3 separate regions of the Homo sapiens genome follow, and regions 1 and 2 are each linked to region 3. Evidence: chromatin loops called from intact Hi-C (ENCODE). Cell type or tissue: endothelial cell of umbilical vein. All regions are shown on one strand. Links, peaks and the distances in the headings refer to the core of each region. The heading gives the core; the rest is flanking DNA.

The links. Hi-C counts contacts between places; a loop is a spot of excess contacts. Peaks named below come from ENCODE experiments on the same cell type or tissue, not always from the same donor. Only the 100,000 strongest peaks of a DNase experiment are listed, where the experiment ranks them.
Region 1: it touches region 3 in a loop (2.5-fold over the local background); 17 of 110 quality-filtered maps call a loop at or near these places.
Region 2: it touches region 3 in a loop (5-fold over the local background); 28 of 110 quality-filtered maps call a loop at or near these places.

Annotation. Positions count from the first base shown.
Region 1 is chr3:156,428,004-156,438,777 of GRCh38, reverse strand. All of the region lies in intron 2 of KCNAB1 (potassium voltage-gated channel subfamily A regulatory beta subunit 1), which reads right to left. Among named protein-coding and RNA genes, the nearest start is that of KCNAB1-AS1, 14 kb to the left of the region's middle. In endothelial cell of umbilical vein, for the core only: no CTCF peak of the experiment used is centred there; DNase peaks (open chromatin) are centred at 5,437 and 5,997; H3K27ac peaks cover 1,414 bases.
Region 2 is chr3:156,528,059-156,538,301 of GRCh38, reverse strand. KCNAB1 (potassium voltage-gated channel subfamily A regulatory beta subunit 1) reads right to left here. Exons shown (of 14, transcript NM_172160.3): 13 at 6,805-6,893; 14 at 1-1,644. The coding sequence ends at 1,555. Among named protein-coding and RNA genes, the nearest start is that of SSR3, 22 kb to the left of the region's middle. RefSeq lists an enhancer at 4,065-4,564. In endothelial cell of umbilical vein, for the core only: no CTCF peak of the experiment used is centred there; a DNase peak (open chromatin) is centred at 2,871; H3K27ac peaks cover 1,121 bases.
Region 3 is chr3:156,145,081-156,155,854 of GRCh38, reverse strand. All of the region lies in intron 1 of KCNAB1 (potassium voltage-gated channel subfamily A regulatory beta subunit 1), which reads right to left. Among named protein-coding and RNA genes, the nearest start is that of KCNAB1, 30 kb to the right of the region's middle. In endothelial cell of umbilical vein, for the core only: CTCF peaks have their summits at 3,856 and 5,200; DNase peaks (open chromatin) are centred at 3,834, 5,214 and 6,764.

The sequences.
Region 1 (10,774 bases), core at 2,706-7,705, 280 kb before region 3:
TCCCAAAGTGCTGGGATTACAGGTGTGAGCCACCACGCCCGGTCAGCCTACACTGTCAATGATTTCAATAGTATATGTCAGTGTCTAGAATAGTACTAGACAATAGTACTAGACAAATAGTACTAGTACAAGCATACAACAGGTGCTCACTAAATGCTACTTTCCTTATTATCTCCAAAGAGATAATATATGAAGTAGCAGAAGTTCCACAAGAACATAAATGACTTTTTCAGAACTCACAGTGAAAGCCACAGTCGACATTGGAATGTATCAATTCTAACCACATACCTGTCTTAACAAAGCTTAGAAAAATGTATTACTTATTATGGATTATTCTGAAGTGACACATGAAGAATGATGAATAGACTAAAACATTCAAACATTATTCAAAATTCTGAATTTTAACTTGGGATGAAATCTAAGTGAAAAACAAATACCTCACCTGCCCCTTGCTTCTTGCATTGGTCATCAAAAGTGGCATCTGCCCTGCTCTCTGGCTGTGCTTGCTGCAGCTGCCTGGGAAGAAAAATGTTCCCAGGTACTCAAAGCCTCCAGTGGACTCAGTCATTGGATGAGCAAGTAACTTAGGTGGGGAGCCAGGCCACCTTTCAGCTGCACAGGAAGCCAGAATTTGGAGCTCCTTATCCAGGCCAGTGATCTTCAACTGTGGCCCAATTAAGAGGACCACCTAGGAAGCTGATGTATTGCTCCAAAGCAATAGATTCTGGTTTGATTGGTCTGAGGAAAGGCCCAGGCACAGGTATGTTTTAAAAGCTCCCCCTGTGACTGTAATGGCAGCCGAGATGACAACTTGTCTAAGCAGTGGGTTGGGATGTTGTAGGAATGAACTCTATGAGGTCCCAGTACAGTGAGAAGCCTTGGAGTGACAGGAAGAGAGACAATAAATACTGGTCCTAGAGGATGAAGAAAAATTTGGAAGGTTGAAGGTGGCCTTGACCCCAAAATGGAGATTGTAATACCTTGCAGGGTCTTTCGCCCTGACCAAATAAAGAATTACAGACTATTCCTTCAAGATTCTCTTTGGTGCTTTGCCCTTCATTTTATTAGTACTACTAACCTTCTGCAAAAATCCCAGTGGCAGCAAATGACTGTAGCAAAAGAAGCTTAGCAGAATTTTTTTAAATGTGAAATAAAAAAAAATAATATCAGCAGTCTCGTTTTCTGGGACAAGATTACAAGGGCCACCAGTCCTGCTAGAGTAAGGTGCAAGTGGGACGCATCACTTTGATGGGGTCAGAGTGGAATTTCTCCCACTGGTGCCATGCAGAATGATTAATTTATTATGGCAATCTAAAAGCTTAACCGAATGCTACCCTGAGATGGGGTACTAAATCTTTATATTGTTCCTACATATTTTATTAACTGTAGATGACTCTTGATTTTCCACTGACATGTTATGCCTGTGACACCCAGATTCAAATAGAAATAGAAAGTGCATTCCAAAGACAAACAAAAATACAATTAGATTTTCGATTTCACAGTTCCCTTCTCTTAGCAGAGGTAACTGAAAATCCACTGTTTTCATGTGGTTCCAATGGGTCAATTGGAAGAGCAACACAGCAGCCACTAATCCCCCTGAATAAAAGACCAATCCTTCTTAAATTTACACTGCTTATATAAATTGCATGCATTTAGGACACTGTGGATATCACAAACTTTCAAGTATAAACTTCAATTTTAAAAAAAATATGCAAGACAGACATTGATGTAAAACCCAAAACTATAAAAACCCTAGAAGAAAATCTAGGCAATACCATTCACGACATGGCACAGGCAAAGACTTCCTGACAAAAACATCAAAAGCAATTCCAACAAAAACAAAAATTGACAAATGGAAATAAACTAGAGAGCTGCACAGCAAAAGAAACTATCATCAGAGTGAACAGACAACCTACAGAACAGGAGAAAATTTTTGCAATCTATCCATTTGACAAAGGTCTAATATCCAGAGTCTACAAGCAATTTAAACAAATTTACAAGAAGAAACAATAAACAACCCCATTAAAAAGTGGGCAAAGGACATGAACAGACACTTCTCAAAAGAAGACATTTATGCAGCCTACAAACATATGACAAAAAGCTCAACATCACTGATCATTAGAGAAAAGCAAATCAAAGCACAATGAGATACCATTTCATGCCAGTTAGAATGACCATTATTAAAAAGTCAAGAAACAACAGATGCTGGTGAGGCTGCAGAAAAATCAGAACACTTTTACACTGTTGGTGGGAATGCAAATTAGTTCAACCATTGAGGAAGACAGTGTGGTGATTCCTCAAAGACCTAGATCCAGAAATACCATTTGACCCAGCAATCCCATTACTGGGTATACACCCAAAGGAATATAAATTATTCTTTTATAAACATACATGCACATATATGTTCATTGCAGCACTATTCACAATAGCAAAGACACAGAGTCAACCCAAATGCCCATCAACGATAGACTGGATAAAGAAAATCTGGTATATATATACCATGGAATACTATGCAGCCATAAAAAGGAATGAGATGTCCTTTGCTGGTGCATGGGTGGAGCTGGAAGCCATCATCCTTGGCAAACTAATGCAGGAACAGAAAACCAAACACCACATGTTCTCACTCATAAGTAGGTGTTGAACAATGAGAATACATGAATACAGGGAGGGTAACAACACACACTGGGGCCTGTTGGGGGTGGGCAGGGGTAGGGAGAGCATCAGGAAAAATAGCTAATGCATGCGGGGCTTAATACTTAGATGATGAGTTGACAGGTTCAGCAAACCACCAGGACAGGCATGTACCTATGTAACAAACTTGCACATCCTGCACATGTACCCTGGAACTAAAATAAAATAAAAAGATAGACATAGACTTTTAGATGGAGCAGAAGAAAATGTTGATGGGGTAAAAATACAACAAGATAGCAATGCTGCCATGAAAAATAGAACTGAACATGCACACAACAGAACCTGGGTGAAGGTATGCCTTATTTAATTCCAAATATATCTATATATGTAAGATCTGGTCATTAATCTCCACGAGCTAGAATCTCACTCTTGCAGATTTTGTACATTCTCCCCACATACTCTGACTTCAAACTCTTTCCCTTCTCTTCTGTCTAATGTCTGTCTTCAATTCCTTCCTTATCCAGGAGGGTCAGGGTGGCTAGATGATGTGGTTCACCATTTAGAAGGTTCTCTTGCTTTATTCTCAAGTCCATTGATTCACTGTCCTTTCATTGCACCTGCCTGACAAAAACCCACATCCTTATAAATCTGACTATCTGGCTGCTCATCACCTATAACCGAGGTGCTGAGCTGTGCTGGGGAAATTAACAAACTATAGAGACTGACACAGTGTAAATTCTTTGTCTCTAGTCCCTCATAGACCCTCAACAGTCCTCTGTTTTCTAGTCAGTTTTCTCCAATGTGTGCATTTCAAACCTGCCCCACTTTTCTCAACCTCAGGTCCTACGTCCTCTTCCTTTAACCTCAGCAGGTAATAGTGCCTCCTGCTTCAAAAAGAAAATAAAGCAAGACAAACTATAACCCTCTCTACTTCTTGCCATATCTACTATCTGACCCATGGCAGACACAATTGGTGCCCTGCCCGTTTTCCCTGGGGCTTCTAGATGTTTGATGACTCTCTATGGTATGGAAACACCCCATCTCCCTCACTCTCAGGTAGGTGTGCATTCCACACTGGCTCGAGTCCCAGGGGAATTCCAGCTTCAGTTACCCACACTAGCACTGACTTGATTATATGTCCTTTATCACCTTCCCTTTCCAATCTCACATCTCAAAAAATCATCAAACTACCTGCCTTCAAATCCTTGTTTCAGAGCCTGCTTCAAAGAGAACATAAATTAAAACAGTACCATCTTCTCTTCCTTTCTTCCTGCCACTGTGGAAGGGTGTCCTTTCTATTCAATGCTTATTTTTCCACTTATCTTATGGATCCCAACTCCTTCTTCTTTCTCAGGGACTCCACCCCACTAGTTATCACCTCTCATTACTGTCTTTTCTTTGCCTTGAATTCTAGTTTGTTTATTTCATATTAATTTTACATTTCAAATTTGATTTCCTTTTCTTCTTTGATTTGTCTGTTTGCCCATTTATTTATTTTCTATTTATCTTTGACCTTTTCCTTACAGAAAATATCTAGGAACTAGCATTTTTTTTTCCTCACCCAATCTCAGAAACTTTGTAGTTTACTATGATGACACCTATATTAGAGATCTTTTTCTGATATGTTATTTTATGCTTTTAAATATATTTCCTTTTGTATTTTCTCTACCTGCTTTTGCCAATTTGGTCAAGCCTCATTTACCTTACTGCCCTGATATACCTTCCGTATGGGCTGTCTGTATATGCTGACAGTATGATGAGCTTGGCTTACAGTGAGTGGGCAATTGATGTATTGCTACATTTAATCTTCCGTAAAAGTGAGAATACTCAAGTCGTTGAGCTTGTCTCCCCACCTCTATTCTCAACCCTCACCACCTTGCCATCTGCACTGTGACCATGGTGAGCTGACTAAAATGTATCTGGCCAAGTGACTCCTGGAGTTAAATGTTTTCATGACTCCCAATCACACAACAGATAAACACCAAGCTTTGTGACATGGCTTCAGTGCTTTTCATAATCTTTCTGAGTCATCTGTTATCATTTTTCTCTCCCACATGGCTCCCTCTCCAGGCCATGCTAATTGAGGCTTCCAAGCTGCTCCTCTTCCTGAAATGTATGTATTAATTCACTTAGAAAATATTTATTAAACCCCCAATGTTCCCCCAGAGCCATGCCAGATGGTAGTGTCAAAATGGCAAATGATAGTAATGGTCTCTTTTTCCTAGAACTCTCAATCCAGTGGTAAGACAGGCAAATATGAAAATAAATACAACCACGGGGCAACATATTGATAAGAGGGATCGTGATGGGAACTTGTAGGAAGCCTCTAGCCCAGACTTGAATGTTCAGGAAAGCAACAATCAAGCCAAAACCCAAGTGAGGAGTAAATAGAAAACTTAACAAGATATGCCTGTGGCTTTCTTTCCCTTGTCAAGCTGACAGATTGCTATTCATCCTTCAACATCAGGTGGCTTCCAGCAGCACTTTCCCCTACTCCCCCAAAAGAGGTGGTCACTTCCTCCCCTGGGCCATTTCTATGTCTTGTACCTCTATCTCTCTGCCTCTCTACTTCTATCACATTCTTGTTTAATTGTTCTTTTCCTTGTGTTCTCCTTGACCTGGCTCCTTCCCAATCTATCCTTTACTACTCTTCCTCCAGGAAGCCTTACATGACCTCCCTTAACCCTAGCTTAGGCAGCCCTTGTACATGTTTCCATGACGCTTTATATTTCCTTCAGAGTACTGACTGTGTGGTCCTGAATTCTTTCACTCGTCATTCCATAAATGAGTGTATATTGAGAACCTTTTTCTCTGTTCTAGTCATGTGTTCTGAACTGATAATCCAGCAGGAAATAAGTCAGGCTAAAAAATTAATCACCATCAAACGCAAGTAAAAAATGCAGGGTGTCCTTTAGGGGCATATAGCCCAAGGATCTGATTCATCCTGAGAACCACGTCTCCTCCACTCCCTAGATAGGCTCTGTGAGGGCAGGCATCTGTGTGTCGTTTCTCCCTGTTTCCCCAGCACAGCGTCTACTGCATCTTTGTGAAATCCATGAACACATGAAAAAATGACAGAAAAAGTGCCTGGCCGTGCTTTACAGGGATGACCGAGTCAGTCGCAGTGTCTAAGAGTTCACAAACTGAGACGCAGGCAACATCCGAGGCAGCAAATCCATCAGCAGGGCCAGGACAGCCAACCAGTCCTCCCTGGAAGGCACTGAAAAGGAGGGGGACTGCTGTGCTCCTCTCTTTTGCCCTGAGAATGGTGGGGTTAGGTAACGAAGTCAGACAGAAGGTCACCTGTAGCAACATGTCTCAGGACCAGTCCTGTGTCCTCTATTCTTCAGAGAGCAGTTACAGACATTGCTGCCAAAAGAAACAGCTCAGCAAGGGCCAAAGGAAAGGCTATTGTCAAGCATAAGGTGGAGATATGGGAAGGGAGGCAAAGTAAGAGACTATGAAGAAAAATGAAGCTAATTCCAGGCACAGAACCAAATCAGGTCCTGCTTCCTTCTTTTCAGCTAAAGAAATCCTCATGGTTAGACCGTCAGCTCCAATTTAGCCATTGCTCATTACCTCATCACCCATTTCCTATAATTATGTGTTGGTAGCCTCTTTTTCCTCTAATTGTAATTAGTTGTCAGATATGAAATGAGTATTGATGGTATTTTCTGCTTCTCTCTCATGGAGGTCCTTCTTTGCATATTTTCATCATCCAGGTGTTAGGATGAAGCTTTTATTTGTAAATGAGCCTTAGGTCTCACTAATCCTTTGAGATTATTAAAAACATAGAAACGAGAGAGTATATCAAGAAGGCAAAGCTGTATATTTACCCTGCAATGGAAAATTTCGTCAATTAGGCAAATTGAATTGACTCACAAAACTCTGAGCATACCTCATGCCATAGAAAAAGCTGGGAGAATTTCAGTTTTCAACTATGGCTACCAATGACATAGAAAGGGCTCAGATAAGCCAAATAAGTAGGGGAAGGCATCCCAGATCCAGGAATATGTTTTCTTCTTAACTATTCATGGTGGTCATCTGCTTATTACCTCAGCCACTATTTCCCCTCTTTAGCTAAGAGTTCTTTAATTTTCTTTTGAGAATGAATCACTTCCCTACTCCCAGAATGCAGTTTGGATGGATTTAAAGTACCCTTCCCCAGTGTCAGGGTGGGTCTTGAGAGACTGAAGTCTTTGATGATTGGCTCAGGGATGGATACATAAACCAACCAGAGCCAATGGGATGTGAGGCATGAAGCTTCTGCAGTCCTCTTGCCTATTTCAGGACAGCTTGAGAATAGAACAAACCTGCAGCTCACAGAATTCACAGTTTGATCCCCAGATAAACCCATATGGGTCCACTGTCCAGGTGAGCCTAGAAATTCTTTCATGTGGGCCTAGAAATTTGTGTTTTTGCTAGAGCTGACGTCTTGGCTTGCTTTGAGCTGGGTTTTCTGTTGGCTTACTGTGGAAGGTTTCTGATTCATTCATACTCAATACGCCTGAAAAGAACTGAGACTTTATTTCTTCTTCATTCAGCTGAGGCCCTTAAGGCATTCCTATGAATGTCTGCACAGTCATCCTCGGTGCATTGGCCCCTGGAGGGTCATTCAGCCACGTACACTGCACTTTCAGAGATGACTGCCTGCAGCCCTGTGCTCTCCTCACCTGGGCATACCAGAGGCAGGCACAGACACAGCACAGCCCCACTCCACTGGCAGACAGGATTCAAATGATTCTCTATTTTTTGCCTTACTGTTAGATAAGCTTAATTGCATTATTGATTGAAATTACAAAAATTTCATTTGGGTTTTTATGCTGCACAGAGTTTAGAAAAATAATCTTTATATAAATGTAGAATGCACAGGCAAACCCGAGGTAAACAACATGAATAGACTTGTATATACACAAGATGTGCCTTAGTCAGGCTGCTGCTTAGAGTACAGGAACTATGGGGACCTCGTGAAGCCTTTAGGGCAGTGTGCAAAGGAGGGAAAGGCAGGCACTAGGAGCTTCATTGATGGTATCCACACAAAAACCAAAATGCCTGCACTCAATTGCATCCTTACTTTGAAATTTCTCATGGGGAAAGCACACCTGATCGTGGGCCAAGAGACATGGATTCCGGTCCCCATTCTGTCTGTGGAGCGTTCATAAGTCATTGTCTACCCTAACTCTGGAGATGGATGTCAGGAGTCATTCAGGTTCTGACATTTTCTAGTCCAAAGTAAAGACATTTTCACCAAGCTGCCAACCCAGAGTCATGCCGAACCTAATCATGACATCACCTGACTACTGCCTGAATGTGAGAGACGCAAGGGGCCCTACACATTTGGTGCAGCCATTCTCATTTCAAGGAGGAAGCGGAAGTTTGGGACATGAAGAGATGTGGGTGACAGCAGTGGCTGTGTGTGCTTGGAGGCTGGAAGTAGATGGGCCATAAGGGACGAGGCTGCTAGTGGAGCAGGGAGGGATAGAAAATGGGTGAGTCTGCTGTCTCTAACACTGGCCTTGAACAAGACATATCGCCTCTCCCTGACCCTGTTTTCTCACAATGGAGCTGGTGGCTGCAAGGACTAATTCTCCATCTCATGGCTGTAATGATGTTTAGTGAGATCGTCTTTATAAATGATGAATTTCAGCAAATTGCCCAGATCTGGGCCTAGAGAGGACCTTTTGTCCCCCATTACTAATGGTTTTGAAGCCACTTGTTTCATTTTTGAATCATAGGTTGGCAAATGAGGGCTACTTATCCCTTTGTGGCTGCATGGAGAGAGATGAGGTGTGTGCGTGCATGCATGCACATGGGTTGTTTGCATGCCCAGATTGTTGAATAAACCCCTCTGTGTACAGACCCTTCTATTTTCTCTCCTCGAGTTCTCCCCTAAGCCTCAACTCTGACAGCGTGTGAAATATTAGGTTGCCACACTCCTACCTAAGCTATATCATCACTCCTAATAGACTCCTGGGAGCAGAGGCAAAGCCATGTGGCCAGCAGTCCCTGCTGATTCAGAAGGCAACCACTTGTCAGCAATTCTTTCTTTCTTTCTTTTTGTCAGCAATTCTTAAGAAGGATTTTATCCATAAAAGTAGGAAACTAGGAAGAAATATTTTTAGACAATTTTGGAAAAATACAAAGGTCTGCTCATTTTTAATATGTATGCATCATGACATTTATTCAAGTTAGACTTTCCAGAAAGAGTGACATGCCTAAAACACTCTTGTATGTTTAATATTCATACACCATTTAAACTCTATGGGTATTTCGGAGTTACGATAGTTCACTCTGTTTGTGTTATGCAGAAAAATTGGTAAACTCTTTCAGGGAAAGCTTGCATTTTAAAACTACCTCTCAAGTGTCCCAGGAGGCACTTCATAATATTTATTATTGCTGCTCTTATGTTGTTATAATAGGTGAGCTAGCTAGTTTATATCGGCCTAAACAACAAGAATGGGAATCATGAAGGGTGTCATAAAAATAATACCATCCATGTTAAATATTTAATGTCGTGTTCTCCTAGTGTCAAAATATTTAGTGCAGTGAGAGCATCACTAAGGCAGACGGAGATGAGCCAGGACTACATTCTGCACATATGAATGCATTAAAAAGAAGCCCACACAGTTTATTCTTAAGATTCACTGCTTTTGCTCTAGAAAGTTCTCTTGGTTAGGGAGGGGCATAAGGCAAGACTGGCACCCAGATGGCAGGAGTCGAATGGCAGGGAAGCCAGCTCACCCCACCTGCCCTGAGGCCAGCCCTAAGCAGGGCAGATTCTCCTCTTTGGAGGCTTTCCAGTCCAGTTGGAAATGCCTCAGGCCAGCTCCCAGGCCTAGATCTGCGGGCGGCTGCTGCCATGTAGATAAGAATCATGGCTGCTGGCACTGGGTACACTAGATATCAGTTCACACATTTTTCTATCTTAATCCATCCAGATAAGACAATGTATTCCAACCCTGATACTTCCTTCAGAACCGTCAGGGCAGCATTTGAAAAACACATGCATGTGGAGCTCCTCATTGAAAAGGTCTAGGTTGAGATGAGATTATCTGAATTTTAAATTAAACAGGTAACTTCAATGTGCAGCCAGAGTTGAGAAGAAACACCTTTTGAGAGACTCATATAAGTCCTCCAAGGTGTTAAGAAGTATTTTACTTTATGACTTTATTTCTTCAAGGACGAAGCATGAAGCAGCTGCCTAAAAGGACACAGAACATTTCCTTGGAATCAGTTTGCATTCCCTAGGAATTAAAGTCTTGAGGATGTGTGAAACAGGGACCCAAAGGTATGGGGGTGTTCTTTCTCTCCTTCACTGCTTAGGTCCAGATCAAACCCTATCTGACAGGGCTGCATAAATTGTCCTCTTGACCTGCGAACAGCCCAGGAAAGCTCCATTTGGATGACGGTATTTTACATTAGGTTTAATATGTGCTCAGCTGAAAAATGAGCAAGTGACCACATTACTCCTTACTTAGGTTTTCCATATCTTCCTACCTATATCACTTACAAATACTTAACTCTGGTTGGCCACATACACTTGCATGATGTTTTGAAAAAAAAATCAACAAAATCTCTCCTCAGGGTTCTCCAGAGAAACAGAACCAATAGGGTGTGTGTGTGTGTGTGTGTGTGTGTGTGTGTGTGTGTGTGTGTGTATAGAGGAATTATAAGGAATTGGCTCATGTGATTATGGAGGCCAAGAAATCCCAAGATCTGCAGTTGGCAAGTTAGAGACTCAAAGGAGTTAATGGTATAGTTCTACTCCGAAAGCTGGCAGCCTTCAAGATCCAAGAAGGCTGATGTTTCAGTTTGAGTCTGAAGGCAAGAAAAGATCAATGTCCCAGTTTGAAATGGTCAGGCAGGAATTCCCTCTTATTCACAGGAGGGCAAGTATTTTTGTTTTATTCAGGCCTTCAACTGATTGGGAAAGTGCTACCCACATTAGGGAGGGCAATCGGCTTTACTCAGTCTGTAAGTTCAAATGTTAATCTCATTCCAAAACACCCTCGTAGGTGCACCCAAAATAAAATGTGACTAAATATCTGGACATTCCATGGCTCAGTCAAGTTGACACATCAAATTAACCATGATGTGCCTTTTTTCTTGCAGACATCTTGCCTGCTGGGAAGCATGCCCATTC
Region 2 (10,243 bases), core at 1-5,000, 380 kb before region 3:
ATTTTAAAATAATATTACAGTTCTTCTGTAAACCTCAGAGTGATTTCTGTGTGGGGAACTTGCTGACCAGAAAATTAAATGAGAATTTTGTACATCCTCAGATAGCCAAATAGAGTTAAAGGGCCACTCCCACACCACCCCCTTCAAAAAAAAACAAAACATGTTTTCTCTCTTTTTACAGATATTGACACAGTATAGTCTCACAATTTTTCTCAAGTGGGATATTAATGAGGGTAAGTAGCCAATAGTGGCAGGGCTAGATACACCTCAGATTTCGAGTGCAACAAGGGTAAGCCCCATTAATCCATGCAAAGAACTTTCATGCATATAGTTTAGTGCATATAATATGATTATAGAACCAGAAGTTCTTTCTTTAACATTTTGCTTTTCACTAGGCAAGTCAATTTACCCAGCATATTCTGAATAGTGACATAGCATTTTTCACAAAGCCAGTGGTTGACTTTCATGTTAACAATGCCTCAAAAATACCAAACATTATATTATAAAATCCCAGTGCTAATTAAACAATGAACATTTGCCTTCCTGGGTATTTTACAGGTTTACTTAAAAAACTGAGCATGTGTATGTTTATTTGTAAAGCTCAAATATTTAAACTTGCAGAAGTTGTGCCTACAAGCAGTTGAAAGTATAAAGCAGGTTTTAATAAAATGTAGTAAAAAATGAACACCTAATTGCAGATACATTGCATTTTCTTTGAAGCTAAGTTTCCATAGCAGTGTAGCCCTCTCTTTCATAAATCAGCTGCATTGTCACTAAAGATTGGGTATTCATCCTTTTACTGTCTCTACTTGTAAGTGGACATAACATTAGAATCCTAATAGACATTCTGGATAAGTTGTACAAGGCCATTCTTGGGGCCAAGCAACAGTAAATATTTGAAAGGTAATAAAGCAAATACCTAGAAATTTTTGTTTTATTGAATAACAAATGGAACAAAACTTGTTAGTATGAATGTGAAAATAGAAAAAAAATATATAAAATTATTTCTGCTTATTCTTCCAAGCAAGACTTTTGAGTGAAGATACTGCTTTTTTTTTTTTGCAGTGAGATATATTTTTAATAACTATTTACTTAACAATAATCTATTTACTAAGAAAAATCTCTCAATTCCTTTCCTTCACTGAATTTAGTCTATCTACTCTGTTTCTTACGCAACTCACATTGCATCTGTGGATTTTGTTCTTTTGAAAAAATATATCTGTACAGCCTTCTTTGAGTTACCAAATGCCTGAAGGTAGTACCACACCCCCTGGCCCCCATATTCTTCCCATTGCATAAGCATGAGGTGTATACAGCAATGCAAGAATAGGTGACTCCAGTCCAAGATAAGAAAATAGAATGGATTTTCTTGGTTGTGAGTTTTCAGATGTGCACAGTGGTAGCGACAGCAGACACCTCAAAGAATCCAGGGAGGGACACTAGAGGTTGAGCAGCAAGCTGCTAAGTGATTCAAAAGACTGGTTAGTAACACCTTTCTGTACTGGGCACAGGCCGCTATTTTAACCATGCAGCTTCTGTGGTTCATGCATTGCCTTATGATCTATAGTCCTTCTTGCTGTAGGGCTTGTTGCGCAGTATGTTATCAATCTCATTTACCACATGTGATGTCATCTTTGGGAGAACCTGAGAGCAGGAGGAGAAGTACAAAGGATATTGTTAGCAGTGTTGATCATTCGGTTTTTTGTGCTCTATATTTAGCAAAGTAATCTAGAATCATATATCTTCATAAACCACAGCTGAAATCTAAGCCCCCCGCCCCCAACACCATCACATTGTAAGCTCCTTGAGGTCAGGGGCCTTGTTGATTGACTGCATAAATGAAGGCATAAAGGCATAAGTGAAGGCTCATAGAAATACAGAGCAGCTCTATCCAACAGAAATATAATGCAAGCCACATTTGTAATTTAAAATTTTCTATTAGATACCTTAAAAAGAACAGTGAAATTAATACATGTTTTTACTTCATTATATCCAAAACATTATTTCAACATGTAATCAATATAGAAAAGATACTTGACAGTTGTTTTTGGTACTAAGTCACATCTTGTGAACATGTTACACTTAAAGCACATCTCTGTTTGGACTCACCATCTTTCCCGCATACAATAGCCACATGTGGCTAGAACCATAGTAGTACACAGCACAGGTCTAGAGACTAAGGAGAGATTTATTCTGACTGGTGGTCTTATCCCTGGTGAAGGATGGCTGGGGTTTAACAGGCATCCCAGGTAGATGGAATAGCATGGAAAAGTGAACTGGAGTGATAGTATACAGTGATTGGTGTAGGTGTGGGGATGCTAAGAACAGGATACGGATGGTAAGAATGGGATAAGAGTGTGGAAAGCCTTGAATGCCATTTTATGGAGTCCCCACTTTAGGCAGTGGGGAACCTGTCAGGACTTCTGATCTAGGAGTAACCCTATCAGACACCTGGAGGTAGTTTGAAGGATGAGCTGGAGGAGGTGGAAAGGGGACACAGATATTAGATATGTATTACAATCCAAGCCAGGCAATAGGGCCTTAACTAGGGCAGTGGAGCAGAAAAGTGGACCTGAGAGACATTTTGGGGGAAGATGGTGGTTTCAAGACTGAGTAACTAGAAGTATATTGGTATTGATTATTGAGATTAGAAACCAAAGGAGAAGTAGTTTGGGGAATAAGAAGTTGGGAGAGAATAGGATGTGTTGAGTGTAAAGTGCCTGTGGAATATCCACCTAGGAGTGACTGAGCAGCTGCAAGTGCAGCTGTGGAGCTTAGTAGCTGCCGGAGGACTGGAGTTGAGGGTTTGTGAGTCATTTGCACCGACATGCTGACTGAAGCCCCGGGAAAGGATGAGCTCATCCAAGGCTAGCATTTACTGTGAGAAGTGGGCCAAGGGTACACATTACACCATAAGACAAGGGACAAAGGCAGACTTTCTCACTGGAAAAGTCTGACCCTGTGTGGAGACTGTGGTGAAATACAATTCTGACGACCAATTCTGAGGTTTCAACCTCATTCTTCCTTTGTTGCAATCCTGCTGGCCAAGGTGACCTTGTCTCCAGTCAAGTGCTATCCTCAGAAGCCTTAGGGTTTGGCAAAATAGAGCTGCCAGCCTGGGAAACTTCATTCTGGTTAATGTTTTACTGTCTGAAGCTGAAGGAAGAATTTGGTTTCCCACTAGCTCTGGAATTTCAGTGTCCAAACAGCTAATGTGTTATTTAAAATGAGATTGTAACAATGAGACCAAAAACCTAGAAACTGGATTTGTTGGATTTTTTTTTTTGTCTAAAATACAGCGGGTTAGCCACGTGAGGAGAAGAATCCTTCATTCATTACACCAAAGCAAATCTCTATAGGAAAGAGATTTAAACATTAAAAAAATGAAACCATAAAAGTACTCGAATAAAACAAGACATAGTATCACAAGACCAGAATTTTCAAGAGAAGCCCCACTTTGAAACATTGTAAACTACTACAGATTTTACAAACACCCCACAGGCTACTAGTTTTGCAAACTTGATGTTACACTGCCTGGGATAGGTGGTGGGTTGGGGGAGGTCTGGCTAATGTTGCTGGGGCTGGCTGGGCATTAGTAAAGTCCTCCCAGGATTGGGTTCCTATTGATCTGGAACTTGGGGATGGAGTAGGATTTTGCTAGGCTGGGATAGTGGTCAGTTTGTAGGCAGAGGGCCACTGTTATCGCCGAAGCTCTGAGTGGTTGAGAGCGGCTCAAGATTCAGATTCCAGGAAGGTGTGGTGGGGAGTGATGAGGCCCGACTGCTGTGGAGCCTGGCCTTCTCTGATGGGTGATGGGAAGCCTCAGAAGGGTTTTAAGGCATGTGGGGAGGAGGGGGAGAGGCGGTTCTCCCACCTTTTAGGTGGGAGTGGGGAGGATGGAACCTGTGCAGGTGAAGGTGGGCTGCCTGCAGCTGTGGTTTCTCCTCCTGTCTCTCCCATCTGTCAGGCTCTGATTTATATACGCCCCTTCGTTCCTGCACATCTTAGGCACGTGGCATCCCTTGAAGCAGCTGCCTTCCCAGCCTACTAGAAATATTTTCTTACAACTGCTGGTGCTCCGTATTTTCCATCCTTTTGCAGCCAGTGCCACCACTGCTGGGCACCCCTAGTCACCCAGTCTGCTTTTCACCATGTTGTGGGGCCCAATCACAACTCGTCTTGGGTGGACTTTAGTGCTGGGTATGGGGGAGGTGAAGTAGAACAGGGGAGGATTGGTAAGCCCGCAATGGTAGCAGTCTTGCTGCATGGATAATGTCCCCTTTAGGATAGGCAAAGCCTCATCCTGCTGCCAGCCAAAGCCTTGCTAGGGAGGAAATGTTTTGGGAAGAAAAATTACTCAAGAGTTTTCCTCTGAAATGTGTCCCCTTCCCTGTCAGCTGCCTTGCCTATTTCCACAGCTTTTAAAACTCAGCCCTAGACTTGCCTCATATGCCATCCCTAGGCACTATGACTGCCCCCAGGAATGGCAGTGATCTCCCTGTATTAGCATGATAAAAATCCTCAATTCCTCCCTCTTCTGCCAAGCCATGGTGTCTCTCTTTCCCAAACCTGCAGAATCCATCCATTTCTCTCCCCCTCCATGGCCACTACCCTCATTCAAGCCACCATCGCCTCCTGCCTGGATGACTGCCCTTGCCCTTCATTCTACTTTATGCATGGCAGCCAGAGTGACCTTCAGACATTCAAATAGGAGCATGTCCCTCCTCTTAAAACCCTCCACAAGGACTTGTTACATGTAGCATGAACTCTAACCCCATGGTGTCCTGCGAGACCTGGCCCTGCCTGTCTCTCCACGTCAGTGCATCTGCTGTCCCTGTGCTCAACTACGTGTTGACCACATTGGCCTTAGCTGGCAGTTCCTGGGAAAAGTCAAGGTCTTTCCCATCTCAGGGCCTTTCCACTGCTCTTCCCTGTCCCTGGAATGCACTTTCCTGGACTCTTCACATGCTGTGTGAAGACTTGTGAATGGTTGTCAAAGAATGTAAAAAATGAAGGCACATGAAGCCCTCGGAATAAACATATTCCAGAGGGGCTTTTTGCAAAAACATTTAATGTAGGCTCACCCATTTCTCAGTCTCAGTAAAATAAACATTTATTTACTTAATAGCCCTTTTCATAACCTGAAATCATTTTGCTATTTATCTGTCTCTCCTACTGGCACGTAAAACATCCCTTGAAGGTTAGACAGTGTTTTTCTTCTTTCCTGTGTTATCTCCAGTACCTGGTATACAATAGGCTCTCAAAGATCTGTTGAATGAATTAAGGGATAGATATTTTAATTCACTGTTTCTCAGCCAGCACATGAGCTCTTTGAAGGCCAGGTCCTGTTCTTACTCATCTCAGTCCTCCCACTGCCTAGCACGATGCCAGGCATAGAATAAGTGCTCCATAAATATTAGTGAAACTGAAATCATTGGATTGAATTTCAGTTCTTTTTTGTACAAACTGTTCTGTCCCCTCATCACTGTGTACCCTTATCTTTTCCCAGAGCATAAATGAACATAAGAGGGAGAATTCCTCACGTAGCTACAGGGAACCTCACAGAATCCAGTAGGAGTTATGGGGCTGGATATGGGAGTTGTTAGAAGCAGAGAGGCAGAGGTGATTACACGGCTGCACAGTCCTAAGAAAGGTTGGGGGAATGGGCAGGGATCTATACCATTTATTCCACAGTGTATTCTGGGCTATTTTTAAAAAAGATTTTAAATCATGTTTGTTGCTACCTCCACCTGTTTCCTTTTGGGAATGGTAACAGGGCTGTGTGCTTGTTGCAGGGACAGGTAGATAGGGAAGAAGCTGTGAGACAGTTCTTTTCCTCCATGAGCAAGAGAAAAATAGATAACCTTACCAGGTAGTGGCTATGGCAGGAATTGTGGGCAGGATCGTTCCTAGGGCTTTTAGCAGGGTTGAGAGTAGGATAGGCTCAGGACTAGTTGTGGCCTTTGGGGAAAGGAGGTGGTCACAATAGATACTAAACTCCACCCCTCTAGTTAGAGCTCCCAGGAACATCCTTTCAACCCACCCACTGCCACTACAGGCTCCCCAGAATATGGCTGCAGGCCCCATCTAGTGCCCTGGACCAGTGGCCATCTCATGGGATAGGGAATGGGGATGGGCCTCCTAAATTTGCTTCTAGGGAGATGTGATCCTGGAAGTCCAAAATAGAATTTTGAGCCCATTTCTCTTAAAACATGGCAAATATTTATTCAATAGATCTTGAGTGTTAACTAAGGGACATGTAGTAAGTACCCTAGGAACTGGAAAACCGTGGAAAAGCAAAGACACAGGTCTGACCTCAGAGGGCTTGCAGTCCAACAGGAGAGACAGGCAGTTATACTACATTATCATAAAAGATCATGGGAGGGGGAATACAAGATGTTCAGGGAACAGCAAGAAGGGGCTCAGCACACAGCAGGTGGGCAATATTTGTGGAAAGAACAAACAAGTAAATGATGTATGTATATTGTCCTATGACTTAAATTTCCAAGCAAGTTATCAGGCCGGCTTTTATGGCGAGGCCTGGGAAGTCAGTTGCCACGTATAACACTGCAATGCACTCTTCCACAGAAACAAACCATCCCAAGAAATGAGCTTTGGGAATACTGCCTGTTCATAGGCAGAGGACAACCCTGGATCCATGTACTGGGAAAGTGTTCTGTTGCCTTTGTTCCCCCTACTCTTGCCCCACCCAGGACAGAGAGGGGGAGAGATGGGACACTGCCTGGAGATAGCCTCAAAGGCACCATTAAATTCCCTGATGTTGGAAGGGGCTGCAGTACTTGCCTGAATGGCACCAAGGTTTTCAATGAGTTGTTCAGGAGTGGATGATCCCAGGAGCACAGAACTCACACCTTCATTTCTCAGGCACCACGCTGGGAGGAGAGGACACTGGGTCAGTTTATCAAAGCACTTCCAATCGTTGATTAGCTTATAAACACCTGCTACAGCTGTTTGTTGCAGCCAAAATTTATTAACTTCTTTTTGTGGAGGATGTACAGTGCTTCCTAGGATTAAAAACCTGAGCAGCACCCCCTGTTGTGTAGAAGATTTGACAGAATCTGTCAAAGCCCAGCTGGGAGGGGAAATGCAAATGCATAGAGGCGCTGGACAATGGATTGTAAGATTCTCTCCAGCACGCTCAGCTGCCCTCAAGTAGAAGCAGAAAACACAGATGCACTGCTGTCTTTCTTGCTTCTCCGCTGGTTTTCCAATTGCTAGCCTACTATATGTCTCTTAATTAACACTCAATGCATTTGGGTTGGCTCGGGGCTTAAGGCCTTTTTGCTTTCCACATAAGGCCCTGTCACCTCAACCAGGGCATTCAAGCTACCCACCCTAGAAACACATTGTTCCTGGAAACACCTAACACTGCTCACCAGCAGATGGCTGGATTCCTGTTTCTACCTTGGCCCACAACCTCCTGTCTTTCCACTGTATTCATGGTCTCATTTTCCACATCTGTTGCTTGGAACTCTTGTAGACTCTAGGTTTCTGGTTCCTTGGTTCCCACCTACCTGGCAGCCCTCTCTGGACCTCCCTTTCTTCCTAACCCAAGATTCATCCTGTGTTGATGATCTAAATTACTCTCTTATGAACCCTCACACCCCTCACTTCTTCTGCTTCCTTAGCAAATCCCCATCAGTGCTGCATCTGCGTTTTTGGCTTCTACTTCAGGGTAGCTGAGCGTGCTAGAGAGAATCTCACAGTTCATGGTCTGGTGCCCCTATGCGTTCACGTCTTCCCTCCCAGCTGGCTTTAGCCAGCCTGGCCAGCCTCACTCTTGCCCTTGGTCATCTTTCTTTTCCCGAAAATGACCTTAAACCTGTACTCTTAAACCATCCCATCAACCCCTGCCCCCTCACTCTTAGTAGATGACCTTGTCCTAATGTCTATAGAAAATCAAGTCCCTCCATTGGAATATTCCTTAATTCCCCACTCTCCTGCTGCATAAGCATCCACATCCATATCCTCCAGTTTCAGAAGAGGATGTGTGCGGTTTCTGTCCAAGACCAAACTCTGCCTTGGAGATATCTCCTTTTTGCCTTTTCTTGGACTTGATTCATACATGATCCCACCGCCCCCATCACCCCATTTCAAAATTTCTTACTGTGTCTTTCTGTCAACAAAACATGCTAAAATTTCTCCCATTCTAGAATAGGCTTCCTCTGACCCTTTTTACCTGCTTAGATACTGCCCCAACCTTCTTCCCCTCTTAAACTTCTAAAAGGTCAGTCCAGATTCCCTTACTGATCTTCTTCACATCCCAGTCACCTTCTTGCTGTGTCCAGAAGCTAAGGTCCCCAGGAGCCTGCTGGTGATTACAGTGGACTTCTGAGTCCTTAGCTGCCTGGAACTCAGTGTTGCTGGACTCATAGATGCAGTGTCTGCTGGGCCTTCCTGCTAGATGCCCCACCAGCACCGCAAACTTCTTGCTATAATGCCTGGCCTTCTTGCATTCCCAATCACATTTGGGGGCATCACCAGCAATGTGGCTCCCCAATCTGGAAACCTGGGAGTACTCTTTAAGAACTGTCCTGTTCTGACCCCCTTTTCCCTTTTAACTGCTAAGTCCAGTTGATTATTCCTCCTAAATATTCCTCTAATCAAGTGGTTTTCAAACTTTGGTATGCATCAGAATCATCCAGAGGGCCTGTGAAACACCCATTGTTATGGCTCACCCGCTGAGTTTCTGATTCAGGTCTGGGGTGCAGTCTGTGCATTTTTAACACACTCCTAGGTAATGCTTATGCTGATGCTGCTATCTGGGACCATGCTCTTTTTTTTTTTTTAACCAACTTTATTGAGGTAAAATTTATACATCAAAAATTTTACCCATTTTAGGTGTACATTAAATAATTTTTATAAATTTACCAACCATCATTTTTAAGGTGCAACCTTCACCATTTTTAATGCAGTTTTATAACATTTCCATCACCCTAATAAGATCCCTACCTCAAGTACCAGGCAGCCACTGATCTACTTTTTGTCTCCAGATTTGTCTTTTCTGGACATTTCATCTAAATGGAATCATACAATAGGTGGTCGTTTGTGTCTGGTTTTCACTTAGCATATGTTTTCTAGGTTTTTCCGTGTTGCACTATGTACCCGTATACCATTTCTTTTTGTTGCTAAAGAGTATTCCATTGTGTGGATACAGGGCTCAGTTTGACAATGACTGCTTTGGTTCAGCTGTCTTCTCCGGTTCAGCTGTCTTCTCCTCCTCAGTCACTGCTGCCCTCACTCAGGCCCTCACCATCTCTCTCCTGGATAACTGGTTTTCCTACCTCTTGCTTGAATTGTCCCCTTATATTTCCCCCATACAGCTCTCATCCAGCCAGCAGCAGTCTCTCTAAACACAAATCTGATCATATCACTTCCCTAGCTAGTGCCTGACATAACTCATTGTCCTGTAAGATGAGGTTCTTAATTCTTACCTTGGCAAACCTTATTTTCTAGCCTACCTCTGCAGCTTCATGGCTCCCTACCTTGAACTTTGTGCTTCAGGAGCACTCACCTGTCTTTAAATCCTCTCCATCTCCAAGCATCTTGCTGCTTTTCTCCTCTTCCTCTCCCTTCATTCTGGGGCACATTGCTCAAGCTGTTCCTTTTGCCTGGAATGTCCTTTTGCCTTCCCCTTTCTTTTTGCCTCACTAATATTTGCCTGTCATTTGAGATTCCCCAAAGGTATTGCCTGCTCCTAAAGTACTTCCCTGAATTCCAAGCTCCTACTCTAATTCCCTTATCCCCTGTTCCCTTCTTAATATGATGACCTGTATTAAAATTATCTGTTTATTTTCTTGACTTGCCCACCAGGCTGTGAGGTATGCCTTATTTGCAGTTGGATGCTCAGCCACCAGCCCAGTGTCTTGCACAAAGTAGGAACTTATTAAATGTTTGTTGAATAAACATAGGCATGGATGATTGATGGATGTCCCCAAGCACATCTTCTGCCCCCATTTGGACAGCCATATTGTCAACTGATACTCTTAAGCTGTTACCGTGTCCAGGCCTTTTATGGTAATCACTGAATTTCCACATGGGCAAAATACAAAATAGTGCTGTATAAAAGTACCAATCCAATCTTTCTCTCTCTTTTTTTTTTTTTTGACTGCATTATTTGCTGCTTTGCACTGAGAACTATTTTTGGCCTTAAAGGTAGTTCTGAGGACAAAGCAGGTTCTAGGTAAATTATTGCCCATAAACTACCTGACTACTCGAGGTC
Region 3 (10,774 bases), core at 2,330-7,329:
ATTTTAATCTGTATCTTTTTGCTGTAATAAACCACGACCATGAGCATAATGACTTTGCTGAGTTCTGTGAGTCCTTCTAGTGAATCACTGAACCTGAGAGCATTCTTGAGGACCTCCTGAACTTTCAATTCTCCCCTTTACCTTCTTGACATCATTTCTTACTATTCTACCATTCATTCACTCTGCCCTTGACACACTGGCTGTTTTTGTTTCTTTCTACAGACTTTCACACTGGGCTTTTGCATATACTGTTCCTTCTGTCTATAATACTCTTTACCCCGGAAACTTCAATGATTGTCATTTCTACCTCCTTCAGGTACTTATTCAAATGCTGTCTTCTCAGTGAGGCCTTCCTTGGCTATGTTATTTAAAATGGCAACTGCTCCCTGTCACAAATACTCATCCTCCTTCTGTGCTTTGTGTTTCTCCAGAGAATTTATGCTTCTAAAGTATTATAAATTTTATTTATTTATTTTTGTTCATTAACTGGCACGTCCCCACTAGAATTAAATCCTTTAAAAAGCAGAGAACTTAGCCTAAGTGTTCACTGCTGTATCTCCAATGCCTGGAATTGTGCATAACTCAAGGTGAGCACTCAATGGAGAGCTGTTGGATGAATCTGTGTGAGGGGTGGTGGCAGGGCAGGGGGGATAGGTAGATGGTTCAGTAAAAATAGATAGTGTACCAAAAACAGCGAGGCTTGACTAGTGGTCATACAAAATAGCTTTGTAAAGAGTGTCACCAATGTATCATATAATTTGTATTAGTAAATTTGGCTGCATGAACCTGTTTTTCCATCTTGTATAAGAATATGTTTTGGATTATCCAACAATTTAAATGAGACAGTCATGAGACATATTAGGGAAAATATTTAACCCATACAGGATCCAGAACCCAAGAAGTGGTGAACATTAGGTCAGAAATGGAAGGCCCTTGGAGAGGTACCTGTGAAGAAGGGGCAGAAAGAAGATAGCTGGATTCTGTCCACTGTAATGAGTCTCACCCAGGCTCCTGCAGGTAACCAACCCTCTGAAGTAGAAACGCATGACCCCTCCACTGCCATTGCCCAGTCCCAGCAGCACTGACTACCTTTGCTGAGTCAAATGGGCCAGGGTCTTGCCAAAGTGGTAGAGTAGGGCAGACTTAAGTAAGAAAACCCATGGATCTGATGATACCACCAAGGACCAGCCTGCAACTATTAATTACCAGTGAAAGAGTGTTTCAGTTGTAGGTCAAATAGTTGATGGGAAAGTCTGATCTATACCAAGAACAAGAAGTCTAACCAGAACCCACACTCATCCACAATTACTGAATAGACAGAAAATCCTCTGGCGCATTTATCTAGGAGGACGAGTCAGCTAGGAATCCCAACAGGTAAGCTAGCTCTCCACACTTGTCCCCCATAGTTCGGAGGATGACAACTGGCTGCTACAATGAGATGATGACCCCTCCTGTAATAAGATGGAAAGGCGAAATGAGGAAAAGAGTAAACTTAAAGAGGACTTGCCAGTGGGATTGAGGGACAACTGGTAGAAAGGGAAAGAAGAGCTAGCTGGTGGTGAGAGGAGTGGAGAAGGAGAGGCCCATGGCTCTGTAATATGAGTGTGTTAGACATCTGCACTACTATCTGCACTACTTCTGGTGACCTTAGTCAGACTGTAATCAGCTAAACCTCCCTCAGAAAGCACCACCTCTAAGTGGAAACAGGAATTCACACTGAGTGAAAGCAACGAGTGTCTCATTCTGGTCAAGGTAACTCAAGGCCCCACTATGAATAGGCCTGGGCAGCAACACATGGAGAACTTTTTTGGAGGAAAGTACAATGAGAAATCTATGTTACTTAGAGTTTTCCAGATAAACACAACTAACAGGAGATGGATAAATTCATAGATAAATGGATAGATAGGGATTGACTGATTAATTGATTGATTATAAGGAACTAGCTCATGCAACTGTGGAGGCTGAGAACTCCCAAGAATAGCAGTTGGCAAGTTGGAGATGCAAGAGAGCCAATAGTGTAATTCTGATCCAAATCTGAAGGCCTGAGATTCAGGTGGGTCAATGGTGTAAGTTTGGACCCAAAAGCCGGAAGGCTCAAGACTTGACTCAAGAAGAGCTGATGTTTCAGTTCAACTCTGAAAGCAGAAATAGACCGATGTCTCAGATCCAACAATCAGGCAGAAGGAATACCCTCCTACTTGTGAGAGGTCAGCGTTTTTGTTCAACTTCAAATGACTGGATGACGCCCAACCACAGTGGGGAGGGCAGTCTGCTTTACTCAGTCCACCAATTCCAATGTTAATTTCATGCAAAAACACCTTCACAGACACACACAGAATAGTGTTTGACCAAATGTCTGGGCACCCTGTGGCCCAGTCAAACTGACACAAAATTAATCATCACAAACTTAATGAATGATTGAAGTAAATGAGCAAATTAAGGTTAAACAAAATGGATATCTCAGAAGAAACAAACATACAGTGGGCTATGCCATGATGAGCATGATATGGTCACCTCAAAGCATCTTAAAATCCAAGATTTAAGGACCTATTTCCTACGAGAACAATGTCATCCTCAAGTATCACTATCTCAAATAAGGATACTTGGATTTTTGGTAAAGAGAGAAAGTTAGGAAGTGAGCGCTGGGGAGACTATGGATCCTGGTGAAGTGGTGCCCTGTGACTGATATCCAGCGGCTTGTCCTCCAGTGAACATTGAAGGTTTATTTGTTAGACTCCTGCTTAATAATTTATTTATTCAGCAAATATTTATTGAGCTCTACACTAGATGTCAGATTCTGGGAATGCAGTAATTAACTATACAGATAAAATCCCTGCCCTTTTGGAATTCACATTCCAGTGAGAGAGACAGACAATACAGAAATAAACAAATAAGTGCGCCAAAAGGAAAAATAGAGGTAGAGGAAGAAAGTGCTAGCATGGAATGTTACAAAGAAGTTACAACGAGAGTTAACCTTTTGGGAAGTTACGTATAAAGGTGCCCATCTTATACAATGGTCATCTCTGGAAGTAATCATAGCTCTGTTTTGAAACCGTAACTAGCTTCTAGAGGCATGTATTGTCACTATGCACTGAGTTATAGAGTGCCGTAAAATTCCAAAAGCAGGGTGAATCACTGACCTGTTACAAACCCTTCAAATGCTAAACGGAGAGCTTGGATACTTAATGAGCTGCACATTTTACACCCACACTCTACAATTGTCAGAGCTTCTATCTCATCTGCCTTAGCAAATTAAGAGGAATATCATGAAGGAGAAAATGACAGAAGACAATTGGGTCAAAATCCATTGTCTAAAAATGTTCCATCTAGCCCATTGAGAACCTGCATCTTTCTGAAAGCTCCCACCCCTCCCACAGTGGGTTCACCAGAAGCTAAGGCCAGAATCCATACTCCCGTCACTCTGAATCCAGCTGGTATCAGGCCTCTCCTTCGGCTGCCACTTCAGCCTCTTGGGATGGTTTCCTAACCCAGCTCATTTATGGGCACCTGACTTAGGGGCTAGACAATCCTGAGGTAACCGTGTCTGTGGTCCATCAGTGCTCAGAGGGCCTTACCCCTCTTAACGCCTGGTGACTCCCTTTTAACACACCTACCACTAACACCCACCCTCAGGGGATGTGCTGAGCACAGGGACACAGGGGACCGGATTTATGTAGGCTAATAAGGTCAGCAGGCCTATGAGATCCCTCAGCTTTGGGCCTAAAGTTCCAGAAGAAAACGTGGTAACCCTCGCTGGGTAGCTGTGGGAGACACAGTCGTTGTCAGGGACACGGTAACAATATCCAGGAGACCTTCCTGCAGGCATAACAATTGTGTGGCACCACAGCGCCACCTCCCAACCCAAGGCGGACTTGCAATTAGTCATAGTCTTTCCTTTGACCTCCTTCCTATACTAAAATTAATTTCTCCTGAACTGTTCCAGATTGAAGGAGACCTAAAAGATATGACAACAAAATATTGCCATCCAATACTGATCCTGTACAACTGGAGTAAAAAAATGCCACAAAGAGCATTATTGTGTCAGCTGACAAAATTAGAATACAATGGTAGATTAAAATATCATATTTATGTAAATTTTACCAAAGTTGTTAATTGTATTGGGGATAAGAAAATATCATAACTATTAAGAGATACTGAGGACTAAAAAGCCATGATGTGTGCAACTTAGTTTTAAAAAGCTTGGAAAAATAAATGGAGAGGTGGGTTGTAAGGAGTGAGCATGTGAGAGCATGAACAAAAGTTAAAGCAAATGGGGCAAAATGTTAACAATATGTTAAGGAATAAATAGCCCAGATGTGTTCTTTATATTATTTTAGCAACTTTTCCTTATGTTTGAAATTATTTTCAGATAAAAATTTTAAAATAGTTCTGGCCTTAAGTACTAGACAGTTTGTCTAAAAATAACCTGTACTCCCATCATTAGGGATTCATTTCTTTGGATGATATATTTTGCAGACACTCTATTAAAAAGCATCTATATTTTAAAACTTAGGGAGAATTAGTTGGTAACTAGATAAGGAGAGGAAGAGGAATCACTGGATGGGAGGCACTCGCTCTAAGTGTGGAGAGGTGACACGTGATATGTGAAAACAAACAGTGGGTACAGAGGAGGGCCATCTCCTAACTTGGTGATGAGCCAGGCCCACAAGACCATGGTTCTGAGAGCATTGACAGGCTTTGATATGGCCTTCTCCCGTGCAGTCCAGATAGCACACACGTTCCAGTCTGCTCCATCTTAACTGTGTAACAAGGTGCCTGCACCTGAGGTGGGGCTGACACCAACAGAATATTCTCTGAAAGATGGTAGGGGATGAGATGTCTACTTTTCCTTTCTTCACCAGCCATGCCCAGAGGTCTGTGGTGTAGCTCAGAACCCCCTACGCTAGAAAACTCCCAGACATAGAAAATTTGCTCTATAAAATATCTAACTGGGTTAGGTTATAATAACATAGGCTTGCCATGGAATCTAGGCTTCTCAGAACCTTAGGAATATGCTGGTCTTACCTTTTTAATTTTTTTCTCACTATATAAAATTTCCCATTGTCATAATCAAGGTAAATACATAGATTCAAATTTAAGTTCGAGTCTAGGACTGTCTGAATAAAGTTTTCTGCTAGCAGCGTTTCAGGCAACAGAAGAGCTTCCTTTTCTTTATGAAATAGCACATCCCAGTGGCACTCAAAGGCACTGCAGGGAAATTCAGGAATTGTTTTTCTCTTGGGTGAAAACATCTTTGGCCTACAGTTACTCCTCGGTCATGAAAATCAGATTTCAAAATGCTCACTTTTTTTCAGACGAAACCGCTGTCAACAACTTGTATATAAGAAAGCACGGATCCCTGTAACCCAGTATTGTTCTCAAGCCCTGAATTTCCAGTATTTTCGTCATGCTGCATAAACAAAGCAACTTTTATCCTGGAAAACCCCAAGTGGAAATTTCAAAACAGATTGAATATCTGCCCCTCTCAACAATATTTCAAACCCAAGCAGCACTCGTCTCTCACTCTTGCTTAAATTCTAAGCATTTTCTATCTAAACTGACACTTTGAAAACATACTTATTTTAGAATTTCTATTCCATTCAATAGGAAATAACACGTTCTGTTTGTTTTGAATAAGCCCCTTTCACTACGCCTCCACAGCCCTTCACCAGCAGCCTATTCAGGTTTCAAGTAATCACATACGTCCTGAGCCTGAGCCATCTTGGTGTCATCTACTTTCCTCCAGAAATATTGATGCAAGGAGAAAAACAGCTAGAGAGCTCACAGCAAATAAGCACAGGCCCAGAGACTTACCAAATTAGGTCATCTAAAATAAATCATGTGGACATTTTTTAATACAACCCCCTGCATGAGTAGCATTTTTCTAGGCTATTGATTTTCACAGTCACAGCTCTAGCTATTAATACTTTTCAAGCAGGTCTGAGTGTGCCAAGTGTCTCATGAAAAGGGCAGGTCACAAGAACACATGATGAAAGGGTGTTTTTGGTGGGGTTTGGAGGGTCCTGGGAGGATGAAAGTAAGTGCAATTTAGGAACAAATGTAATTTTCAACTTCCACATATGTCAACCCTGTAATACTATGAAAAGGAGAAAGGGCAAGAGGGATAGTCTTTCCTGGGTATCCACTATATGCCTCTTTGAGAGGATGGCGTTACCCTTTGAAGTAGGGTTTTTCAGCTTCATTTTGTAGATAAGGAAGCAGGGGATGAGAGGAGGGAGGGAAGAGCTTGTCTTTAAATCCTTCTGCTAGAACATCATGTTTGCACTGTGACAGAACCCACAGAGAGGGGTTCAGGTGAAAAATTGTTCCTACTTATCTCTGGAGTCTTTGTTTAATGATCAATGAAAACTCTCATTTATGCCTTCAAATTCTCTGCCCTGACATCTCTGAGAAAAGCTGGTAGCTAAGTGAGGTTTCTCTCTAGTTTTCCTTCCCCTTTTTTTCAATTCCATCCCTCCTGCTTCTATGATAGTCCGTAGTAATGTACCATGCTCGGATACTCGAGCTTTTCTGTTGATCTAGCCTGGAAGCTTCCTTCCTGTTTTCTCTTATTTTAGGTCAGGCTTGGACTATGTCCGGTTTCCTTCTTGGTCTACCATCTAGTAGCTTAGATTAGCGTGGCCACCACTCAGCAAGCACACTCCCCTTTTAACAGAAGTCTCTGAGAACTGATGTCTCCAGTCTAGGGAGATCTTCGGACACTGGGGCAAGCTAATGGGAGAGACACTGCAAGCTGGTGGAAGTTTCAGTCCTTTTCATTTCATTCTGGCTCAAATATTTTTGTTCTAGGCACAATGCCAGGCACTGGAAATGCAGCAGTTGATAAAAGATACCTTCGTATTACATCGTTTGAAGAGTTATTTATTCCCACACTTCCTGAGGCCAAGCTGATTAGGAGCCCATGTGTGAGATAAAAAGAAAGAAAAACAAACACTTTCTGAGTAGATCCTAATAGCAACAGCAAAAAAAAAAAAGAAAGAAAATGAAAAAGCAAGTGATGAAAGGAGGGTGATATGTTCAGAATTGTGCAATATTCTATTTTAGGTGTTTATTTTCTGTCCCTCTATCCTTTATAAATAGACACACACTTCTTTTTGGAAATGCTAAAGATGCCTAAGTGATAGATTACTAGGATTGGTTAAAAAGGAGCTTGAAGCAAGGGAGCACTTAGGTTCCCATGCTAGCAGGCAGTGAGCCAAGCACTTTCACATATGTGACTTTATGGATTTCTTATAATGCCATTGTGAAGTAAGTTAAATTAGGCCCATTTTACAGATATGGAAGCTGAGGCTTAACAAGATTAAGTAGCATATTGTATCTAAGATACAGGAGAAAAGATGGGGCTAGAGCACTATTAGCAGGGAAAAGGAAAGTTCCTACTTGCTCTTTGGTTTCTCTCTTTCCCAACTTCTGAATGGATGCACCTCAATCAAGCAACAAGTATGTACCAGCACTTTCTAAGTGCAAAGGCATTGAAGAAGTATAAAATATAAGTTTTAGTCCTCATCCTCAAGGTCATGATGCACAATTTTGACAATAAGATACACACACACACAAATAACTAACAATCTATATCCTATATAGAGAAAAGTCTGGTGGTCAATGCTGTAGGGGCAAAAGGAGACCCTGTGGGTTGGAGTTACCTAGGCAAGTGGGATGTGTAAGAATATTCCAGGTAGGAAAACTAATGATGAGTAGAGACTCAATGATTCTGGCAGAAGGTGGAGGGTAAGCATGCAAAGCAGCAGGACTAAGCAAGTCACAGAGCACAATAACGGGGAGCCTGGAAAAGTAGACAGAGCAGGACGGTGAATATGGCTGGATCTGCAGTATCTCCAGGGTGCGGTGTGTGTTTGTGTGTGCGTGTGCGTGCGTGTGTGTGTGTGTGTGTGTCTTGGCATGTGGTGGGATGGAGGTTGGGGAGCTGGGAATAAATATGGAAAGCTTGAAGAAAGCACTGGAATGAGAACTAAGAGACAGGGGTTCTAGTCCTAGTTTTGTTGCTAGCTAGAAGTGCAACCTCATGCTAGACACTCAACATCTCTGAGCCTCAATTTTCTTCAGCTGTAAGACCAGAAATTGGAGCAGATTATCCTTAAGGCCCATCTCAAGTTAAGAATTCCAAGAGTTTCTCTACTTTTCCCTTTCTTCTTTTATAGCCTTCTCCCTGCCGTCAGCTCAAGGCTTTAGAAAATTTTATCCTTGATTGGCAAATAACACTTATTTTTCTAGAAACAATTGCTTCATTCCATGAACCTGGAGAAGCCCTGTCATTCTTAAAAAAAAGAATAAAAAAGAAATCTGTGTTTTTGTTATTGGAAAATTCTTAAAGCATAGCCCAAAGTGGCCAATATGGTTTCTATTTAAACAATGTCACTTTTTTCCATTATGCACCTATTTGTCTTTACTGAGTTATTATTTGATATGATAGTAATATTAGGGGCTCCACAGGAAAGATCCTCTAGGAACCTTGCTGCTGTGTTTGCTATAAGGATATTGCAAGGATATTATTCCTTACACAAAGAAGAACCTCAAAAGGAACTTCTCTCTGATTTACAGATCAGGAAGAGGTGTGCCATTATGGAGCAACTGGCTTGTCTCTAACTCAAGGACCCTGTAACTTTGTAAAGGGCTCAGTTTCCCTCTTCACAATTTAATGCTGCTGGAAAGCACAGAGCCAAATCCAGGTCTAACTCTTGCAACACATTGGCTTATACACAGCATGGTCCCTCACCCCAGGCTCTCTGTTCCCTTCCTGCTCTTTTGGTCTTTCTTGGCACTGTTTTTTCTATCTTCTTTGTAATTTATTTTTATCTTTCTCAATTATATGCATTTGAGTTCCTTAAATACCTCTGGAAACAAAAAGGTTTAAAAATAAATAAATACAAACAAGTAAATACATAACCTGAGCAACTGAAGGCCTTGCTTTCTAAACCAGGGGTCAGCAAACTATGGCCTGCTGAACAAACCCAGCCTGCCACCTGTTTTTGTATGGCCCACAAGCTAAGAATGATTTTTACATTTTTAGTGGTTTGGAGGAAAAAATAAGATTTGTGATATGCAAAAACTATAAAATTCAAATTTCCGTGTCCATAAATAAAGTTTCATTGGAACATGGCTGTGCCCACTCATTTGCATATCATCAATAGCCACATTCACCCTACATAGCAGAGGTCAGTAGATGTAACAGAGGCAGATACGAACCTGGAGCATGAAATATTTGCTATCTAGCCTTTTACAGGAAAAGTGTTGTCCCTGGATTAGAGCTTCATTTTATATCTGTTTAAGTTTCTCCTGCCAATGTTAGTATTATAAGATTGCTTCAAAGCTAGGTATTTGCTACATCTTAACTCAGTCTAGATATTTTTGGTGTTTTTCTCATAAAACTACTCCTCAGTGTATTTTAACCTTGACTCAGGCTCGTGTTTACTGTCTGGCTTAGAGTTCAGTGCTATGTAATAAAGACAATTAATTTTCAGCCTCTTAGTAGTAAACTGAAGACCCTCTTAGGTAACCATTTTATAGTCACTGATAAAATGAATTTTAAAACTTCTATTTTTGCTGAGATTTCTAAGCCAACAGAAGGATCTACACAGCAACTTGGCACTTTTTACACCACATTCAATGTCCTCCAGTTTCTTTTCAATTGATGCATGTGTTTGCATATTTACTTATTTTTTTTCTCCTCCTGGTCAACCTTAGTTAGAAATAAAACGAAGTCTCCATGGAAACACAACATAATGCTCTCTCACAGATGATCGAGGGACCCAAGCAGCTGGTATTGGGCTAAAGTCTGCAATGGCGTCTGACCAAATTCAGAATGGAAAACAGCTTACCCGGCTCTTCCAGACCTCTCAGAATTCTAAAGCTGAGCATGGAAACCTACACAGATTGTGAACTACTGTGGGTTGTCTTATTCTTTTTTTTTTCCTTTTGAGAATATTCTCTTATCCATTTATATGTTTCACCTAAAGGGTTTCAATCCCTCCCCCACTTAGACTGATGGACAGACACTACAGAGTAAGTGGGAAGAAAACCTCCATTCCCAGTGAGCACCTACTGTATTAGACATTTCTATGTCATGACTGGCCCAATGTCACACAGTTCTAAAACAGGCAGAGCTTGAATTTGAACTCTGGTCTGTTTAACTTCAATGCCCATTTTCTTTCAACTTTACAAGAAAAAAGAAAATAGAAAAAACAAGGCTTAACAGAGGTTGTTTTTTTAACATAGCCATGGTCCCCTGCCCACCCTCTTTTTCCTGAGGGGGAAAAATCATAATAAAGAAGTAAGAATATGAAAGTCAGCTTCTCTCTTAACCCCAACTATGTTTATAAGAAATCAAGGTCTAAAGCTAAGTTGGGGAGGAGCCAAGAGAACCCTGGTTCTCTTTCCTAAAAATCCTTTCCAAATGGTTGCAGGAGAATGTCTTAAATAAGGGCAGTAAGCGAGTGTCTTAAAGGGAGAATAAACAGAGCACTAAGGACATTGGGGAGTGGGTAATGGAGAAATGTGTCAGGAAGATGTGTCAGAGCACAAGCTCATCATAATTTAGAGCCTTGGCTATTTCTTAGGGTTAATGATCAATTAAACTGTGCTTTTCTCCCCTCAAACTGATTTAGGGGCAACATTCTCCTAAGTCCCATTTCTTACTAGGGTGTGATATGGTAGCATACACCCTTGTCCAAGGCAGTATCTGGCATCTCCAAGGTAACAGAGCCTTCCCCACCAAGGCATCATGAAGAGTCGCCCA